Regions from separate parts of the Homo sapiens genome. Here all the other regions are linked to region 3. The links are chromatin contacts, found by Hi-C or POLR2A ChIA-PET in ENCODE. All regions are on one chromosome and are shown on one strand. The core of a region is the stretch at or near the end of the contact, and the rest is flanking DNA. Distances in the headings are between cores, read along the strand shown. Region 1 holds the start of GPR150 (G protein-coupled receptor 150). Region 2 holds the start of RHOBTB3 (Rho related BTB domain containing 3). Region 3 overlaps LOC101929710 (a long non-coding RNA gene).

What was found. A loop is a pair of places that touch in the nucleus more often than their neighbours do. ChIA-PET counts read pairs that join two places held with the same protein, here RNA polymerase II (POLR2A). Pooled maps may share reads with other maps.
Region 1: a map of adrenal gland shows a loop between it and region 3 (3-fold over the local background). The contact joins the promoter of GPR150 here to the enhancer-like site in region 3. A Hi-C loop is called at or near these places in 2 of 168 maps with a recorded cell type or tissue (adrenal gland and transverse colon) and 1 of 50 pooled maps. POLR2A ChIA-PET finds 5 or more read pairs at or near these places in 1 of 52 experiments (Panc1).
Region 2: a map of gastrocnemius medialis shows a loop between it and region 3 (3-fold over the local background). The contact joins the promoter of RHOBTB3 here to the enhancer-like site in region 3. A Hi-C loop is called at or near these places in 1 of 168 maps with a recorded cell type or tissue (gastrocnemius medialis), 1 of 37 single-sample maps with no recorded cell type and 6 of 50 pooled maps. POLR2A ChIA-PET finds 5 or more read pairs at or near these places in 1 of 52 experiments (GM12878).

What each region holds. Positions count from the first base shown.
Region 1 is chr5:95,618,297-95,621,438 of GRCh38, forward strand. It overlaps GPR150 (G protein-coupled receptor 150), which reads left to right and starts at 1,791. Exons shown (of 1, transcript NM_199243.3): 1 at 1,791-3,142. The coding sequence starts at 1,980. RefSeq lists an enhancer at 1,347-1,962 and silencers at 2,132-2,531, 2,622-2,671, 2,689-2,983, 2,692-3,141.
Region 2 is chr5:95,729,776-95,732,879 of GRCh38, forward strand. It overlaps RHOBTB3 (Rho related BTB domain containing 3), which reads left to right and starts at 1,561. Exons shown (of 12, transcript NM_014899.4): 1 at 1,561-1,909; 2 at 2,084-2,309. The coding sequence starts at 1,908. It also overlaps a transcript of SPATA9 not described here. RefSeq lists an enhancer at 984-1,193 and silencers at 1,354-1,483, 1,544-1,923.
Region 3 is chr5:96,337,249-96,340,166 of GRCh38, forward strand. All of the region lies in intron 3 of LOC101929710 (a long non-coding RNA gene), which reads left to right. The region is part of intron 1 of LOC107986365 (a long non-coding RNA gene); the gene reads left to right. It also overlaps a transcript of CAST not described here. Among named protein-coding and RNA genes, the nearest start is that of PCSK1, 95 kb to the right of the region's middle. Within about 2 kb of position 1,528, at least 14 of the 41 ENCODE cell types and tissues checked have a DNase peak (open chromatin) inside an H3K27ac peak, as active enhancers do; they include adrenal gland, gastrocnemius medialis and transverse colon, where a contact is called at or near this core.

The sequences.
Region 1 (3,142 bases), core at 541-3,040, 720 kb before region 3:
CCCTGTCTCAAAAAGGGAAAAAAAAAAAAAAAAAAGAATTTGTTGAAAATCAATGTTTTATCAGATCTTACTAAAGTTCTGTGAAATTTCACTATAGTCATTTTGAAATGCTAATATATAAGAGCATTTCAACAAATTTGAGACAAATGATAGACTATCTTGAGAAACACTGAAATGATACTGGCTAGGAAAATCACTGAATGATGAACATTGCTCAGAGAAGGCTCCCTGGAAGAAGTGCATTATAAACTGGGATGATGTGTGTGCATAGAAAAAGGCCTTGGATAAAAAGTTCTAAAGGGAGAGTATGAAAATCAAACCAGGATTTTAGATTTTCCAAGGCTATCACTCTAGCTTTCTTAAATGTCCCACCAGGAACACTTATTCCTATGTCTCCACAGAGCTTCCTTGGGCTCCTCTGGACAATACTGGCATAGTATAAAAGGAATTTTTTCTTAGGTGATGGATTTATAGTCAAGGCAGGCATTTATGCTCGAAGGTATCTGAAAAGCATCGTATATCCACTAATTCATCAACTCAACACATACCCACTGATAACTACAACCTGTCAGACCAGAGCGAGGCACCACAGAGATGATGATGAAAATAACCAAGGTTTCTGGCCAAAGGACAACAGCTTGGGAAATGGGATTCCTACAGCAGCTGGCAGGACTATCATGGAACCCACCAAATCTTCCTAGGCCATGAATCTTAAAGTTCCAAATGTTTCCTCAGATTGGGAATGTGAACCCTAGACAACACTCATACCTCCCTGGCCCCCAGGCCAGGAAGTACAGGAAATTCTACTTTCACCATGATTAACGTGGAGGGTGCATAAAAAGACAAATGGATGCTTCCAACAGGGAAACTAAAATGTGTTTGTGAGGAGACAAGGCTAAAATGAAAGCAGCAACATTTAATCTAAACCATTTCCTGTGACTTGGATTTCTTTTTTAAAAAAATTGGCCGCCTTATCACTTTCTTAGTCACCTTTTCTCTAGGCTTATTGGAGGCGTAGCCCCTCCTAGCAACTTCCCATCTGCTGGAAAACAGAATCAAGAGAATGAGGAGTGTGATGACGCATCCTTCACTGGATGAAAATATTAGGAGAAAAGCAATAAATGCACTACCATTTGCATAAAACCTATTAATGCCCTCTTCAGACTAATGAAATGAATTTTACATCACCAAGAAAGCAGCTGTGACCCACTGCTCCTAGTATTTGGAACGATCTGCAACACTGCCACTCCTAAAAGCAACATCATTGACTTTAGTACCCTCTAATTAAAATACTTTCATTCTTGGACAGAGAAGACACATCTTGATCAAAATTCAGCTAATAGGTCTCCTCTTTGCTCAAAACGCTGTTAGGTTTCTTGTGTTCCTGTTTTTCTCATGCTCGTGCAGATCCATGGCATTTCAAACCTTTAAAATAAAAACTAATGTCTTTTCTATTTTTTTCCTACTGGCAATCACATTGGGGTGGTGGGGGCGTGTGGTACAATCTCAGTCAAGAGGTCCTCTCTTGTGTGGGTGCTGGCATAACACTGGCCGTATACAATGGCCAAGCAAAGCGACATTCTGTCCTGCTGTGCTTTACACGTAAATAGAGAATGGATGAGGTTCTCAGCGCCCAGGGGTCCGCGGCTTCCGCGAGGGTAGCGTCGGGGGCCGCTGCAGAGATTGGAAGAGTACCCGCCGGGAATGGGAGGGAAGACGCGGGGAAGGTGGAGAATAGGAATCATGTGTGTTCCTCGAGTGTACAACCCACATTTGAGTGACAAATCACGAGGACAATCGACAAAAACAACTAAGCGCAAAGCCGCCCGAATCCATCTCCCTCTCTGTGCGTGTGCCTTTTCAACTAACTTTGGGAACTCGTATAGACCCAGCGTCGCTCCCCGCGCCGCCTCGCCTCCACTTTGGTTTCCCGCGTCCTGCCCGCCCTCTTCGGTGCCTCCTCTTCCTCCGGGACAAGGATGGAGGATCTCTTTAGCCCCTCAATTCTGCCGCCGGCGCCCAACATTTCCGTGCCCATCTTGCTGGGCTGGGGTCTCAACCTGACCTTGGGGCAAGGAGCCCCTGCCTCTGGGCCGCCCAGCCGCCGCGTCCGCCTGGTGTTCCTGGGGGTCATCCTGGTGGTGGCGGTGGCAGGCAACACCACAGTGCTGTGCCGCCTGTGCGGCGGCGGCGGGCCCTGGGCGGGCCCCAAGCGTCGCAAGATGGACTTCCTGCTGGTGCAGCTGGCCCTGGCGGACCTGTACGCGTGCGGGGGCACGGCGCTGTCACAGCTGGCCTGGGAACTGCTGGGCGAGCCCCGCGCGGCCACGGGGGACCTGGCGTGCCGCTTCCTGCAGCTGCTGCAGGCATCCGGGCGGGGCGCCTCGGCCCACCTCGTGGTGCTCATCGCCCTCGAGCGCCGGCGCGCGGTGCGTCTTCCGCACGGCCGGCCGCTGCCCGCGCGTGCCCTCGCCGCCCTGGGCTGGCTGCTGGCACTGCTGCTGGCGCTGCCCCCGGCCTTCGTGGTGCGCGGGGACTCCCCCTCGCCGCTGCCGCCGCCGCCGCCGCCAACGTCCCTGCAGCCAGGCGCGCCCCCGGCCGCCCGCGCCTGGCCGGGGGAGCGTCGCTGCCACGGGATCTTCGCGCCCCTGCCGCGCTGGCACCTGCAGGTCTACGCGTTCTACGAGGCCGTCGCGGGCTTCGTCGCGCCTGTTACGGTCCTGGGCGTCGCTTGCGGCCACCTACTCTCCGTCTGGTGGCGGCACCGGCCGCAGGCCCCCGCGGCTGCAGCGCCCTGGTCGGCGAGCCCAGGTCGAGCCCCTGCGCCCAGCGCGCTGCCCCGCGCCAAGGTGCAGAGCCTGAAGATGAGCCTGCTGCTGGCGCTGCTGTTCGTGGGCTGCGAGCTGCCCTACTTTGCCGCCCGGCTGGCGGCCGCGTGGTCGTCCGGGCCCGCGGGAGACTGGGAGGGAGAGGGCCTGTCGGCGGCGCTGCGCGTGGTGGCGATGGCCAACAGCGCTCTCAATCCCTTCGTCTACCTCTTCTTCCAGGCGGGCGACTGCCGGCTCCGGCGACAGCTGCGGAAGCGGCTGGGCTCTCTGTGCTGCGCGCCGCAGGGAGGCGCGGAGGACGAGGAGGGGCCCCG
Region 2 (3,104 bases), core at 311-2,810, 610 kb before region 3:
ATTTGCAACTGGCTGATTCCACTTAGCACAAGGTCCTCAAGGTTCATCCATGTTGTAGTTTATGAAGGAATTTTCTTCTTTTTTAAACGCTAATCATCCATTACATGTGTATACCACATTTTCTTTATCCATTCATCCATTCTAGTGTCTTTGTTTTTGACTTATGGGTTTCCGGAAAAGACTGATGAGAAAATATATTTTCTATTAACCCAAGAGAAAAAGTGATCTTGCATGCTGGAATTTTTAAGGATGGTTTAGGTTCTAGAGACTCAAAGAGAAATCGTAGAAAATGCAAAGGGAAATTAGATTAAAAAAAAAAACAGTGACCACATAAAGAATATCTCCCATTATATCCTCTCTGAGCACGAGAAACTATTAAACTACTTTCAACCGAGCAATAAGGGCCCATAATAAAAAGCTGTTGCCCTAGTTTTTTTACTGCCCTACTCAATACCCCCTCTTTCATACCCTCAAAATAGCTCAGCTGAGAAAAGAAACAGTCCAATTTTACAGAAGGGAAAAATAAACAGATAAAAGGATAAGCAAGAACTCTTTTCAACACAGAGTAAGGTACTGGTTAGAATTTTAATACTGTATGGAGGAGTCTAACCCCAGAGTAATCCCTGGCCCATTTTGGTGTTAGTAAGTGGATCCCAGTGTTCGTTTGTATCGAGGTAGTTTGAAGCACGTTAGGGATATTCATAGCCTTTACTTCAGTGCATTATTATGAAAGAATCTAAAGTATCTTTGCATTTACGTGATTATGTTTTCAGTTGGTCTGCGGAGCTATTATTAAATATGTGGCCATAACGTGTACAGAAAAATCTCCAAGTAAACTGGCATTTAACTTACCAACACGTTAAACCCCCATACATAACTTCCTTTAAAAACGATCACACTAAAAATCCCAGCATTTAAAATCCTGAAGTTTTCGGTAAAATACGCTAAATATAGCTTGAAATAGTAAATAATCCCCCCAAGGCGACATTAGCAAATTAATTGGTGTGTGAACAAAGAACTCTTTCTGCAGCAGCATGAATGTTGCCTTTATTTTTTCTCACAAGTATGATTTTAGAAAACAGCTGTAGCGCATGTTGACAAATGAGAAAGCGGCAGACGTGGTAAAGCACTTTCGGTCAAGGCCAAGAGGGGGGGAAATCGGGTTGCTGGGGCGGCACTCGGGCTGGAATCCCTAGCTTCCCTAACCTCCTTTTTCCAGTCCGGAGTGAGCGGGGGCCCCATCGCCCCACCCCCCTTTCCTGGCTCTGGTTACGGCCTTGCGAGTTGAACAAACTTGCTGCAGGCGGATTGGCGGCTGGGAGCTCTCGGGCTGGGGCGTTGTATTTATTAATTTATATTCCGCGGCGCCCCGCGCGGGCGGCTCCTTTGTGTCCAGCCGCCGCCACCGGAGCTCCCGGGGCCTCCGCGGGGAGCGCGTCCCCCGCATCCGCCCGACCCCCGGGGCTGGCACGTGCTGCGCCCGGTCCGCTGAGGGGGCGGAGGCCCCGATCTCCCCGACCCCCCTTCTCTGCTTAGAGGAGGAGGAGCAGCGGCAGCGGCAGCAGGAGGCGACAGCTGCCAGCCGAGGAGGCGCGGCGGAGAGGGGACTGCGGTCAGCTGCGTCCACTTGGGGCTGTGCGGCGGTCCCGCGCCCGGCGATGTTCCCGGGCACTCCCTGAGTAGCGGCAGCTTATCCCCCGCCCGCTAGCCCGCCCTGGTCCCCGGCTCGCTCGCTGGCTGGCGCGGCCCCGGCCCCGCTCTGCGTCGGCCCCGCCGCGGTGGAGGCGCGCGAGGGGGACGCGGCCGGGGATGAGCGGATTGCGGGTGAACTCGCCGCCCGGGGGCCCCGCGAAGCCGTGAGCCGCTGCTTTTCTCCGAGTCGCCGCCCTGCCCTTGGATTTGAGATCATGTACGTACGCGCCGCCGTCCTGCCATTGTCTCTCTCCAGCGCGTGCCGTGCGCCCCAGGGACAGGGGCTGGTGCCCATCCTCGCCGCGCGCTGTCCCCCGCACTTCCTGTTCCGAGGAGAGACCCGCGCGCTGACCGTGCTTCCCTTCTCCCCTCGCCCCCTCTGTCCGTGCAGGTCCATCCACATCGTGGCGCTGGGGAACGAGGGGGACACATTCCACCAGGACAACCGGCCGTCGGGGCTTATCCGCACTTACCTGGGGAGAAGCCCTCTGGTCTCCGGGGACGAGAGCAGCTTGTTGCTGAACGCGGCCAGCACGGTCGCGCGTCCGGTGTTCACCGAGTATCAGGCCAGTGCGTTTGGGAATGTCAAGCTGGTGGTCCACGACTGTCCCGTCTGGGTAAGGAAGAGCAGCTGCTCCGCGCTGAGGCTGAAGAAGCTTTTCTTTCCTTTTTTTTCCCCCTCCCCCTTCTGCCCACTTCCGTGAGTGTGGAGTGTCCGCGTTACATGGGTCAAATTTTTAAACATTTTTGAGAAAATCTTTGGTCCTTTGTTTCACTGGGCAGGGAACAGCCCTGTCAGAGAACACTCTTAGGAAGATAGAAGGCCCCAGTGGGAATGTGGAGCACTTACTGGTACACTTCACGACTGTGGGTTGACCCTTGGTAGGCAGCAGACAGTTGAATGTGCCAACTCCAAGGGACGGGGTCACTAAGTTTCATCAGCAAAAAGCAGTGTTTTTTTATGTCTACCCTATGGGTGATAGTGTAATATTGGTGTTCTAAAAATACATCCCTCTCAAAGCTCAACACAGGCAAAAATACTTTTCACTGGGACAGTTCAGAAATAGTTCCTCTGGAAAGCGGAGGAAAAGACAGGGACTGGGAGTTAATTTTAAATGACTCATTTATAGCACTATTAATTGATCTCTGAAAACTTAATTTTAATAATGCAAATACTCTTTATGTGTTAGCCATTTGTCTTAGTGACTCATAAATCAGAAATAACATTACTAATGTTGTTTGGAAAACTTTTAAAAAATTAAAATTTGTAATAATTGAACAAAATAGTAGTGAAGTGGATAAATTATAGTCCGATTCTTGAGTGTTTGATTAAGGGAGAAAGGAACTTACTTTCTGACACATATAAATATTTTCAGCATACAATAACATTATGTTTGAATGTTTTCCTTTAG
Region 3 (2,918 bases), core at 278-2,777:
AGCTCTGACCCAAACCCCTTTTAGCCTGGTTTCCCCTTTTCTATTTTCAATCAAGAGAGAAAAAAAAGGAAGTCTTTCATTTAATGGTAAGAACCAACTATGGTCTCTGTATGCTCATATAATACTAAAGAATTATAGGTAAAATTATATTTTATGTACTTTATTATGGTACTATGTCAATTGACATTGAACTTCATAGTACACTGAAGAAAGGGAAAAAATATTAGGACACCATTTATGTCCGTAGTAACACTGGAAGTAAGATGCCGCAAAGCTCAGGACACAGTAGCTAGGAAACAAGACGTCTGAATTCCTGTGATTCCACACATGTTTGGAGGGATCTGGGGACACCAGCTGGATCTTCTGTAATGCAGGTAGCCACATCTGTGCACCATGGTTATGATGCTCACTTCTGTGGAGTTCAATGTTAATGTCCTCTTTGGCATCTACCTCCTCCAAGTTCAAAGCTGGACTGCTGTGCTGGGAATCCAGCAACCTGAACCTTTTTCTTCATTACAAATCTGGACATCTTTGGACTTGATTTCTGACATCAAATCAATGGTTTTACTTCTCTCTTCATTAGTTTACTGTCTGTCTTTACAAAGTCCTCTGGGCATTAGCAAAGACATGAACCTAACAGAATACCTCTAACATTTTGAACACATATAAAACATTAGTACTTGAAATTTTTCCTTATGTTTCTATAGCTAAGGAAAACTTTTAATTTTTTTTTTCTGTCTTAGCCTACTCTATCCAGCATTCCTTGCTGGAGGCACAGCTAGGATGAAAGCTTTGGAATGAGAAATGAAAGGAGTAAATAGACTTGACTTTACTAACAGTGTCCATGTTTTTATTCCTGAAAGTTATGACACAACAATTGTTAGACCATAATCATTAAGAAGTTCTGTCATCATCTTCTGTTAGGTTGAAACGTTCAACAAACAAAACAACAAACCTATTTTTATTCTGCTTTCATATTTCAAATGCATTTATGCACTTCAAATTTCAGTTTCAAATATTCTTGAGAGTTTCAAAAACTCTGCATCGTTTTTTGACTTATGACTTAATGCTATATGCTGCCTTATGCTGTTTTACTTCTGCTTTCTTCATACTTTGCTTCATTTATTATCCTATTCTTTCCTTCCTTCTTCCTTTGTAATCCTTGTTTATGGTATTATTAGAACTTGTAAATTTCTGTAGGTAGTGGTTACAATATAGGTAACTCACAAGGCCTAAACAGGTATATTTAGATAATAGAAAGTATTGAACTCTGAGTCTGGAGTGGGAAAAGTTGATCACATCACTTCTCCCCCCAAACAACTTTGCTCTGAGATTTAGTCTAAAGAGATTCACTTTTCAATAAGTAGAAATGTGATTTGGTGGATAGCTTGCTGCTCATTCCAAAGTATATTATATTTCTCTTTCTGGAAGCGAACCCCTGGGAAGAGGGTGCTTGGTGAGCTCTGGATGCCGTGCCCAGAGGCCAGGGGTTTTTGGAAATGCCGCAGAACATCCTGTTCCTGGGAGCCCTTCTGCCTGGTTGTTTGTGCTCTAGAGACTTGGCTCCTGGTGTTCTTGCTCAGACCTTTGGACTTTGGCAAGGCTACTTCTCATGTTTCTGTCTTCCTCTGTGTGCCATTCTGGCTCTGTAGATGGTTTGGTTTTTTGTGTTGTGACAGTGGAGGCTGCTTGGAGTGCACTGCCAGGCATTGGCTCATGGGCACTCTGCTCCATTTCAGTAACAGCAACAGAACTTGGATTTGACTGGGAAATAATAACCATTACTGGAAGAAAAAAGTAGCAAAACATATTTCCTAATATGTGCTAACATAATGAGGGGCCAGGTCTCCAGCTTTACGGGTGATTATTATAGTTTTTGATTGTTGCCAGTTACCAACACTAAGTACTTTAGCTGTGCAACTTGATTTGAACAGCATTGCCAGAAGAGCACCATCAAAGGCTTTTGATAACATGCTACCAAGAAAATATGTGACACCAAGATAACATACGACCCCAAGAAACTTATTTAATCTTCTTGGTGCATCTATAAAAATAGAACCAAGTAGAAAAACAGTATAAAAAGCAAAACGTTTCTCACTGGGGTTTTGTGAAGGATACCAACTAGCCCTCATGAAGTATTGTGAGTTTCCTGGAAGGAAGGCCTTTTGTAAGTTCAAGTTATTGCCATTCACTAATTATTGGTCATAACATTGCACATGATAGATGGGAAATGGAAGAGTGGGAGAATTAAGTGATTAAGCTAAAATCACACAGTGAGCTGGGGGAAAACCCAAAAGTGCAAAGAGATCTAAATTTGTTTCATTGGAAGAACACAGTTATATCTGGACAAAGCCCCAGAGTTTAAGTGACAAGGACACCTAACATAAAACTTGAAGTCATAGGCATGTAGCCAAATAATACAAATATCCTTGTTAAATGCAAGTGTATCCATACCAGTTATGGATACACTTGTCCTTGGAGGAGAGCTAAGGTGAGTCCTGCTGAGGACAGGAACTCTTCTGTGTTTGATTTGCAGGTAGAGCGAGTAGTTGACCCTCTGAGCCCAAAGCTGCAGAGAACACAGTAAACCTAGTAAACTGAGTGTGGCTATCTCCCCAGGGTGGCCCTCTGAGAATCCCTCCTAGGTTCCTGAGAGAGACAGGTAGACAGGCTATAGGTGGAAAGAGACAAAGTGCCTTGAGCTCTGTGGGTTAGGATCCTATCTTCAACCCCTAGACACTTAAAAGTCTTGCCTGAACTCATGGCCTTTCAATGAGGAAAGCATCACAGAAAGACTTTATGGTAATCGGACAGGAAACAATGACTGGGCAAAATTTTTTAAGCAGTCAGTATTAAGAGAAAGAAGGAAAGCCATGTCTTTGCTATTTACCTCAAGGTTATATTTTGCAGCATCTAAT